Regions from separate parts of the Homo sapiens genome. Here all the other regions are linked to region 3. Evidence: chromatin contacts called from ENCODE Hi-C or POLR2A ChIA-PET data. All regions are on one chromosome and are shown on one strand. Each heading gives the region's core, a stretch centred on a gene start or an enhancer-like site at or near the end of the contact. The rest is flanking DNA. Distances are from core to core; before and after follow the strand shown.

Region 1 (3,349 bases), core at 846-3,345, 41 kb before region 3:
GTAATGTACATGTATTTTACAGTATTGTCTGTTTCAGCTGTATTTTCAGATTTATTGCCACATCAGTTGGTCAGGTCAAGTTTATTTATTGAAGTATTCAGATATTCTATATCCTCACTGTATTTTTATCTGTTGTTCTGTAAATTTCCAAATGGTACTTTAAAATATCATTTTGAGATTGAGGATTTGTTAGCTTCTCTTTGTTTTTGTGATGGATATGTTTGTGCAGGGTGTGTATGTGGGGTGTGTGTGTGTATCTAATATGTGATGTGTATGTGTGGTACGTCTGTGTGGTATGTGTCTGTATGTGTGTGCTGTGTGGTTGCGTGTGTGTGTGTGTGGTATGTAGTGTGTGGTGTGAGTGTGTGTGTTTGAAGTTGTGTTAAGGTGTTCAGATTCAGGATCATTAGACTGGCGGAAGCACTCTTTTTTCCTGATAAGGCATTTTGCATTAAAGTTCATTTCTCTGCCCTCCCTCAAGTTGGTTAGTTTCCTTATGTGGTTTGTGATTGTTGATTATGAACTAATTTCAGTGGTGGTTGTTATTTATGTGGCAGTTCCATGTGCCCTGGATTGAAGTCATCTCTATTTATTTGTTACTGTCTCTATCCATCCACTAGGAAATAAACTTCATAGGGTCAAGGGTATTTTTTTAATCTCTTTTGTTCACTGCTGCATCCCCAGCACCAAAAACAATGTCTGGTCCATGAGGGTGTCCCTGATTATTCAAGGAATGAGTGGCTGAATTTGATATTAATTTCTCAGTCTGTGTCCCACGGAATTGGAAAGCTGGACCCCACATCCGTGTGTGCCACTGGCCTGGGGAAGTGCATGATCTCCTTTTTTCTTCTTCAGAACCCCAGGTAGGTAGCCCATCTCTGCTGCCTCTCTGATCCAGTCAGCTTAGTTTGTCTGGTTCTATTTTCATAGACTGGGCTGCTGCCTGGGGCCAGCTGTAGATAGTAGCCTCGGGTCCTCCTGCTCATCTCCCTTGAACCAGGCTGTTGTCTGCCCTCTGTGAGCTGCTCACTGCTCAGCTCTGGCTTTCAGGGCTCTTTCAGGTTTTGGTTTTTTATTTTTTACTTTTTTTTTGGTGTCTGGAGATTTTCTTCTCTTTTGACTTGGGCTATGTAATTTTTCAAAATTATATTTCATCTGATATCTGTAGGGAGACTGTCAGATCGTCCCGCCCGGCTACTGGACTTGGAAGCAAGTCTCATTTCTAGCTTTCTGATTCATTCTTGAGCAAAACGGTCACTTTTGATTGAAAAGAGTTGGTATAGTAAAACTCTCTAGGTCATTTTTAATATCTGAAAATACTTCTGATTGTTGAAAACTAAGAAGAACCTTTTATGTTATCCTTAAATTCACTTCATTCTTCAGGATCTGTAAGATATTTTTGCCATTGACAGCTGATATTTATATGATGTTAGACCCCATCCTGGGCACATACCTGTGTCCCGTAACATTGTGTTTATAATTCAGAATAACATGTAGAACATTCCCTCAGCAGAGAAGTATATTAAGTGTCATACCATGACCAAGATGAAATACTTCTCAACATAATGTTTTAAAAGATAAGGAAGGCGGTAGGGCTAGTGCTTATATTATTGTCTTCTTTGTTTCTCTTCCTTATTTTCTGTTTGTTTGTTTGTTTTTTTCCTGCACTGTTCCATGAACGTAAAAACACAGAGTAATTCAATTGGGAATGAATGAAAGTGTCACTTTTAAAGACCAGTATCAAGGAAGGCTTGAAACTGAACATCACCCAAGACTGTGGAGGTAGCTAGAAGATTTCAAGAGGGAGGTTGTAGTTTTTTAGCAAACAGCATCGACAAGAACAAATGCTTTAGTCAGTCGCTGATGTTTGCTGTCCTGCCTGTAAGCCTGCAATGTACACAAACTCCTTTGTGAAACAGGTGGAGGCAATGTTGAGAAAGTTGTTTTCTGGAATAGACAGACTGGCTCCTGGGACAGGTTCTGCCAGCTGAGGTCTGTGCAATCTTGCCTCCCTGCCAGGGCCATGGGACATTCATCCCCTGAAGGGTTGCCACAGAGCCCCTGGCTTTAGTGGGTGTTCAAGGAATGTTGGTTGCCTCAAAAACAACAAAAACTTGGGCTTGAAAGGAGAAAGATCAGCTGTCAATTGGAAGAGTAAGGCATTGCAAAAATGCCCCGAAGTGCTGCTCTGTGAGTTGTGAAACTTTCTCAGAAAGGACTGAGAACCTGTTCTTAGAACTTAGGTTCTGTTGCATCAACATTTATGCACATATCTGGGTCCTGGTATTTGCTGACTTTGAAGATGATTGTATCACTTTTCCTTTCCAAGGGAGGTGGAACTGAAAACTAAATAAGCTTGCTATTTACACATGCTCTTCTAACATTTAATAGAGTAAACATTCTCTGGGGTGAGGAAGATCTCTCTATGGAGCTGTTTGCTCTGCAGTAGTGAGATCTTCAGAGCCTTCTTCCCTCACTCTCTGAGTGTCCCTCCATCCTTGCTTTTACCTCACTGTGTTATCGGTGTCAGGCTGTGTGTCTGTTACTCCCAGTAGTCGCTGGAGCCTGAGGATTTTGACACGTTACCAAATTGACATCTACAGTGGTTTTTTAAAGTTCCACTCCCACCACAAACACATAAAAACGCCTGCTTCCTAACAGCCTTTAGAATGGTGGATTCTTAGTGTTGTTTTTCATTCTGCCAGCCAGGTAGATAGCAAACATGGTATTCCTTTGCTATTTTTATTTTTTATTAAGATTGTATATGTATTTTTCGTAGCCACCCAGGATAGAAGAGGAGTTTTTATTCCTGCATGTCTCTTTTGTTAGAGAGAGAATTTTTTTCTGTAAACCCTTCTCCTACCCATCTTAAGCCTCCTGAAAAGGGCATATGGCTACCATGAGCATCTCAAGATGGTCCTGATTCACTTCCTCCAGGAACTGGATAAAGTCAGGATTCTACTGGCAAAGCTGGAGGAAGGCTGAGGGGAGGCAGTCATGGTGTATTTCATGTGCTGAGTGGACTCTGGATTGATCGACCAATGCCTTAATTACCATTTAAAATAGGGCAAAGATTCTGTGTTTTCAAATAATTTTTTATTAATGAAATAATTTTGTGATCATTATTAAAAACTTGGAAAAATACAAAGAGGTCAAAGAAGAAAGTAGCCAAGAGTCCCACCACCCAACAATTATTGTAATATTTATTATTAAGGTTTTTGTACATTTTCTCTGGTCTTCATCTTTGCATATTTTATATGAATCTAATAATTCTGTATATGTTTATAGCAGTCTTTTCATCTAAAGCCATAGCAGTTATTTTTTATGAATTTTTTAAAACTACGTGCCG
Region 2 (3,164 bases), core at 383-2,882, 36 kb after region 3:
TTTTGCATTCTAGTTTGAATAGTTTGTATTGAAATTGGATTCCTATCTTGTGTATGTTTTTGGTGCGTAAAAGGGAAAAATTGGTGTCATTACTTTTGAAATTTGCAGGACGAAGGGCATGCTTTTGGTTTGCTGTAAGATTGTATTCTGTATATATGTTTTCATGTAAATAAATGAAAATCTATATCAGAGTTATATTTTAATTTTTATTCTAAATGAAAAAAACCCTTTTTACTTCAAAAAAATTGTAAGCCACATTGTTAATAAAGTAAAAATAAATTCTATGGTGGTGTTTGGGTCTTTGTGTTGAAGGTCATTCAATATTATCTTTAGCGTCTGCATTAGTTATTTTGTTCTGAATTTTTTGTTTTGTTTTTGCCACACACTAAAGCCTTATTTCTAGGTTGTTAACGACCACGGCTCTCAAAGTCCTGTGTGACCTCTCAGAGTCACCTCCTAGCTCCAGAATGGAACTTTCTGGTCGAGGAACTTGTGTTTATTCTTTTTAGTTGTTAAAACATTCTCGTGTATCCTCACACAACTACCTCTAGCCCTCCCACTTTCAATCATTTCCGTTATTCTGGGATTTCCTGATGCCTTAGTAGAAAGACTGCTTTATTACTATGAGAGCAATAATTAAATAACCACATTTACATTTATCATTTTTCTTTAAGTGTCACACATAGGTTTTAGGCAATGAAGTTGGGATAGGAAGAGAGACCTTTGCCATCCTACCCCATCTCTCGGATCTCTCGCAGGCAGAACCTGTCCCCTTCCTCTGTCACCACAGGTTCAGGTAGCGTCTCCTAGGGACAGGGTTAAGGGAGAAGGAAAGCATCTCCTAGGGACAGAGTTGAGGGAGAAGAGGAGAAAAAGCACTGAGGTAACGGAGGTGGAGGAGTGTTGAACGATTTCTTTTTTTCATACATCCCAGATGATTTCAAGTATCTTGCTTCACCTTGTTTTTTACTTTATTGCTTTCTTTTTAGAGACAGGCTCTCGCTCTGTCACCCCAGAGTGCAGTGGTGCAGTCATTTACTTCTCTTTAAATATTATTTTTGCTCTGATGGCAATCACATTCTACATATAGAAATTTTTCTTTTGTTTTAATTATGGAAACTTTTTTTTTGAGACAGGGTCTCACTGTCACCCAGGCTAGAGTACAGTGGCATGATCACGGCTCTCTGGAGCCTCAAACGCCTGGGCTTAGGTGATCCTCCCACCTTAGCCTCCTGAGTAGCTGGGACCACAGGCATGCCACCACATCTGGCTGGGAAACTTTTTTTAATAGGAAAAATGAGGCCTAAGAGGGCAAAATGGGAAACATATTGTTCATTTCCTCAAAATACACCGGAAGCAAATAGATAAAGGGTGAAATGGCTGAGTAAATAGGATGGTTGTACTTCAATTTTGCACCTGAAGATCTTTGAGAAGAGAAAGACCAAAGATATAAGAGAGTGGAAGCTGAACTCTGTTTTGCACCTCTAAATTGAATGAATCAAGGCAAGAAAGAAAATCTGTATTTCTTTTCATGTTACCACCGAAAACCTATTTTTAATTCTTCTGCTCTTTAGTGAGGCTGTTTGCTCAGTTCACTGGAAGTTACTTCCCCTTTGTCTTGGGGTTTGTGCTGTGACTATTTCAAGTCTGTGAAAGAGCATGATGCTTACTGGAGTTTCAAGGACTGTGTTTAAAGAAATGCCGTTTATGTCAATGTGACCTTGGGTGATTCCATGTGAAGACTGGACATATTATCAGTTTGGTGAAAATACAACATCAAAATAATAGATGGGATGCAAAGGTTTACTTGGGGATAGTTTCATCAAGAGGTTTTTATGTTGTCAGCCCAAGCCTGGGTTATAACACATTCCATTTAATGCAGTTCATTTGTTGTGTCAAAGTATGTTGTTTTGTGTTCTCTATAACTAATATGTCTAAATGGTGCATCATAGTAATAAGTAAAAAGGAAACTCTTCCTTTGTTATTCTGAAGTCCGATCAACACACAGTGACCACTACCACCATGTCTTCCCACCAACCCCAAAATTTCTTTTATCATAGGTATTGCCATCTTTTGCTTAGAATTTTTGGAATAGGAGATGTACATTGGCTAGGAGAAAGAGTACAAACGTTGCACTTTTTACTAGGTTCAAATACTCATTCTACTACGTGCAAGGTATGTTGTACAAAGCCTCAGTTTTCTTTTCTGTAAGAGGTGGATAGTGCTACTCCTACATGGTTGGTAGGAGGATTGGATGTTAGATAAACATTGTGTGATTCTAGGCAGAGTTAGCATGAGGTAGTGAACCAGATTCCCAGCATCACTGGGCACCATCAACTCCTGGGCCTTTGAGCACTTGCTCATTGGAACATCCTGGCTGCCACTACCATTGTCTCCTTCACATCCACCTTGGCAGAAACTTCAGCCACCAGTCCCAATCCAATTAAGTCATTGAGAGTTTGGGCCCTACCCACCAAACTTAGATTCAAATGAAGTACACACCATGGTGTGCAGGATTTGGCTTCCCCAACAGTCAACCAGAAGGGCTGCGTGACACCACTCTCAGGTAAAGCAGAATTTGTGTCCCAGGGTACCAGCTTGGATCAGTGAGAGATGGGAGGGAGCTAGCAGCAGTGTCCTTTCCCTTTCCCTGGATGATGTATTCTGAAAAATGGTAGTTTTGTTTAGCCTGACTAGAAACCTTGAGAGAGAAACCTTAAGCTGAGGTCAACTCTATAACGTACCACCTGGTATTTGCTTTCCAGCCCTACCTGCCTCAATGTCTATTTTCCCTTATTCCTGCTGCCTCGATGTTTCATTCCACAATAAAATATTAGCACATATGCTTTGCCTCAGACTTTGTTATCTTTGAAGCCCAGATAAGACAATTTGTGCAAGAAGCTTATAAAACAGCTTCTCAGCTAGGAGTTTGCAGTCAGATTGCCACCTCTCTGAAAGCAGTAGGGACCCTTTTGCTCTTGGTAAGTAGGGGATAATAATCCTGACACTCTGGCATCATAGTCACTAAAGCTTTTGCTTCTGGTTGAGTGCACAGCAGGTGGAAGGCATGGGTGTGGGAGATTAACTGGCCACTGCTTATAGTAGGGGCAATGATATTAATGAAGACATCTCTATGGTTTTTGCTTTTATTCTCTTGTTTAAGA
Region 3 (3,025 bases), core at 456-2,955:
AAGATGACCTTGGCTTCAGCCTGTCTTGAGGGGCTGGCTGTTTTACTTTACTAAATGATTTGTTTAAGTCAGAAGTGGTTATCCCTGATCAATTCTCCGATAAGTGCCAGCGGCCAAATTTAAAGCCGAGTCCAGAGCAGTTTTCTAATGACAAAACTAGTTTTTTGCTGATGTTTGAAAAATGCATGTGGCAGGAAGAAAGAAAAACAAAACAAAACAAAAAAGTAGGTGAGTGCTTCAGTTCTGTGAGTGCAAGAAAAATGTAAGTGCCACCAAGCTAATATTTACGCTAATGCTCCTCTTTCAGTACCAGAGCCTCTGTAGCTTCAAATTTCATTTTAGTTAAAGAGAACGAGGTAATGGAAGTAAAGACAGAGTGCATTGCTTTTCCTGGCCATCGGTGTTATTAGGAACTTGAACACTTTATGTGTAGGAGATGTGCAGTGAGAGCGGTTCACCCTGATCTGTTCTGCCAGAAATAGACGTCTCGGGGTGTGGATGCAGACATGGTCTTTGGCAAGGCTCAGTGCAGGCTGCAGAGTCCAGTTCTGGGTTCTGTCTGAGTGGGCCGCTTTATAAGAGAGGACGAAGTTTCTGGCAAAAGTGGTCTTTAATGCATGGCTCTACTCACTTGATGGGTGTTAGAGTTGAGTGGGGTTTGGCAGGACCACGAGCGTGTCTGGCCTCAATTCGAGGGGGTGCAGCGAGGGGAGGTAGGGGACCTGGGAGAAGCTGGAACCAGAGTCACTCAATGGTCCACTGAGGTCCAGACGTACCCCATAAGCAAACTCAGAACGAAGCAGGCCTTGGCGTGGAGGCACAGGCCCAGCTGGTGACCGCCCCTCACATGCTGGGCCTTTTACAGGATGCCCATGCCCAGTTGCATGGAGGGTGGAGTTGTTAGGCACAGGCAGTGGTGATGCTGTTTATCCTAAGTCACGTGTCCATGCTCAGTAGGGTCATTGTCCATTGGGAGCATCTTTTTCTATCCCAAATCCTTCTACCCCAACCTCTCCCGGAGTACCAGGGTCCCCAAAAGAGAGATAAACCATGATCTATGTCATATCAGGAGATTGCTCGCCTCCTATGACCAAAAGGGTCTTGTCGGCTGTTGCGTTCCTTTGCATTGCACGAGGTGTTCAGGAAATTTTTGCCTTGTAACTTACATACCATCTCATGAATCACCAGGCCTGTAGTCCTCACTTTATAGACAGTGTATCAGGCTAGTGTCTGTGTGTGAAAGAGAAAGCAAACCAGTGAGCCAGCCTGGGCACAAGAGGCCAACGGGGAGCGGAACATCTAATCTATTTACTCCTGTCCGTGGGTCCTGGAGTGACTGTTTCAGCTGCAGACACAGACCCATGATGAAGGTGAGAGCAGACCAGCCAAGCGCTCCTGGCAGAAACGACTCTGAAAACACGCACCTGGGTAGGGCGATGGAGCCTCTGCCTTCACAGGGACTCCACACATCATGGTGGGGGGACATTGTCCTTGGAGAAAATCCCAGGGTGGCTCTCAGAGACTTGGGGAGCCTTGTGGTTTTTCTTAGAATTTATTTGGCTTAAAATATCAGTATGTAAATGTCAGTGACAGTATCTAACTTCTGTTTTTCAGAAAAAAAGAGAAACATGCCTTTCATGTGGGCCATCTGTGGGCACCCCTTTGTGGGTTTTCCGCATGAGCTTCAGGGGTGCTGAGCAGGCAGGGGCTCTCCACTTGTGTTTGCTCGGCAGCAGACCTGGCCTGTCCTGTGTGCTGCTTTTTGGCAGTCCAGGTTCAGGAGCTTAAGAGAGGAACGTTTATAGAAAGGAAATCGATGAGCTGTAACCTTCTATAGAAAGGTAGAAATAGAACGCCTGATTTTCTGCTCTCTTTTTTCTTCTTTTGGTGCTTAAGAGTTCAGAGAAAGCCCCAGGAAGCCTGGCACCCAGGATGCTTTGCAATGAGGCGCTTCTCAGGGCTTGTTTTTTTGCTCCAGTGTAACTCTCCACCCCGTTTGCTGAGATGCTGGTGAGACCAGGGCACTCAGCTGAGGTCCAAAGACTGGGTGTGAAGGCGTAGACCAGCAGAATCAAAGAAGTAGTGCGGCACCCCTGAACCAGAATGCGGTGTGCCCCGGACCCCCGGCCCTGAGTCAGAGACGCCCCACTGCAAATAGTGATGTGACCTCCGACCCCCAAAGGGCTCAGGTGACTCTGGCTCCTGGTCACCTGCAGTTTGGGATCTTTCCAGTGGGACCTGGCGGTTTGGGATTTGGCCTCAGCTGTTATTTACGGTTTCGATTTCTGCCCCTGTGGCTGATGCATTAAGCGATTTCCCTCCGTGTTTTTGTTTGGGGTGTCTGGTTCTCACATCTGGGGAGTCTGTCATGTGCTGTTTGAATTTCCCCTTCATTGTGGAGCTCTGAGCATTTGTCCTGGGCTATCACTCACAACAACATGTACCTAAAAACTAGAAAGCTTTCTGGTCGGAATCCTGAAAGTCGGCTGCCCCAAGCAGCCTTCAGTGTTCATAGACTTGGTGGTAGGAGAAGAGCTTTCATTCTTCGAAGCAGTCGTAAGTTTATCGGTAACACCCAGGGGAGGAGGTGTTGAGGGAGTAGGAATGACGATCTCGTATTGAGGACTTTTCCATGTGATATTGGACAGAGGGAATGTCTTACCCAGCTGACCTCAGCGAAGTCAGTCCTCGGAATCAAAGACAGATGCAGACAGGCCTCTTGAAGATACTGTGCTGTGTTTTTGTTGCTGCTGTTTTCAATTTATGCTGAACATTAGTTAACCCACTAAGAATAATGTGCCAGGCTTACGGGTGGGTGTGAACTTGAACACACTCACATGGTCTGGGGTGCTGAGGGAAGGTTGGCAAAGGAAAAGTGCACATTTTTTTTTTTGCATGTCAGGCTTTTCTTTATTATTTTCTCATAGAGAAGACAAGATAAATTTGATGAACTTTCTTATCATAGCATAGGATAAGATTTTGTAGCAATGAAAAGCAATAGCAAATGATAACTCCTGAGCCTCCA

What was found. A loop is a pair of places that touch in the nucleus more often than their neighbours do. ChIA-PET counts read pairs that join two places held with the same protein, here RNA polymerase II (POLR2A). Pooled maps may share reads with other maps.
Region 1: a pooled map shows a loop between it and region 3 (2.5-fold over the local background). The contact joins two enhancer-like sites. A Hi-C loop is called at or near these places in 2 of 168 maps with a recorded cell type or tissue (both naive thymus-derived CD4-positive, alpha-beta T cell) and 9 of 50 pooled maps. POLR2A ChIA-PET finds 5 or more read pairs at or near these places in 2 of 52 experiments (activated CD4-positive, alpha-beta T cell and activated naive CD4-positive, alpha-beta T cell).
Region 2: a loop to region 3 is called in a map of naive thymus-derived CD4-positive, alpha-beta T cell, with 2.4 times the contacts of the local background. The contact joins two enhancer-like sites. A Hi-C loop is called at or near these places in 4 of 168 maps with a recorded cell type or tissue (CD8-positive, alpha-beta T cell, HCT116, heart left ventricle and 1 more), 1 of 37 single-sample maps with no recorded cell type and 6 of 50 pooled maps. POLR2A ChIA-PET finds 5 or more read pairs at or near these places in 8 of 52 experiments (A549, CD4-positive, alpha-beta T cell, CD8-positive, alpha-beta T cell and 5 more).

What each region holds. Positions count from the first base shown.
Region 1 is chr10:7,232,522-7,235,870 of GRCh38, reverse strand. All of the region lies in intron 9 of SFMBT2 (Scm like with four mbt domains 2), which reads left to right. Among named protein-coding and RNA genes, the nearest start is that of SNORD129, 47 kb to the right of the region's middle. Within about 2 kb of position 2,095, at least 2 of the 41 ENCODE cell types and tissues checked have a DNase peak (open chromatin) inside an H3K27ac peak, as active enhancers do.
Region 2 is chr10:7,155,744-7,158,907 of GRCh38, reverse strand. It overlaps SFMBT2 (Scm like with four mbt domains 2), which reads left to right. Exons shown (of 21, transcript NM_001387889.1): 21 at 1-284. Among named protein-coding and RNA genes, the nearest start is that of SNORD129, 29 kb to the left of the region's middle. Within about 2 kb of position 1,632, at least 2 of the 41 ENCODE cell types and tissues checked have a DNase peak (open chromatin) inside an H3K27ac peak, as active enhancers do.
Region 3 is chr10:7,191,916-7,194,940 of GRCh38, reverse strand. All of the region lies in intron 15 of SFMBT2 (Scm like with four mbt domains 2), which reads left to right. Among named protein-coding and RNA genes, the nearest start is that of SNORD129, 6.6 kb to the right of the region's middle. Within about 2 kb of position 1,705, at least 6 of the 41 ENCODE cell types and tissues checked have a DNase peak (open chromatin) inside an H3K27ac peak, as active enhancers do.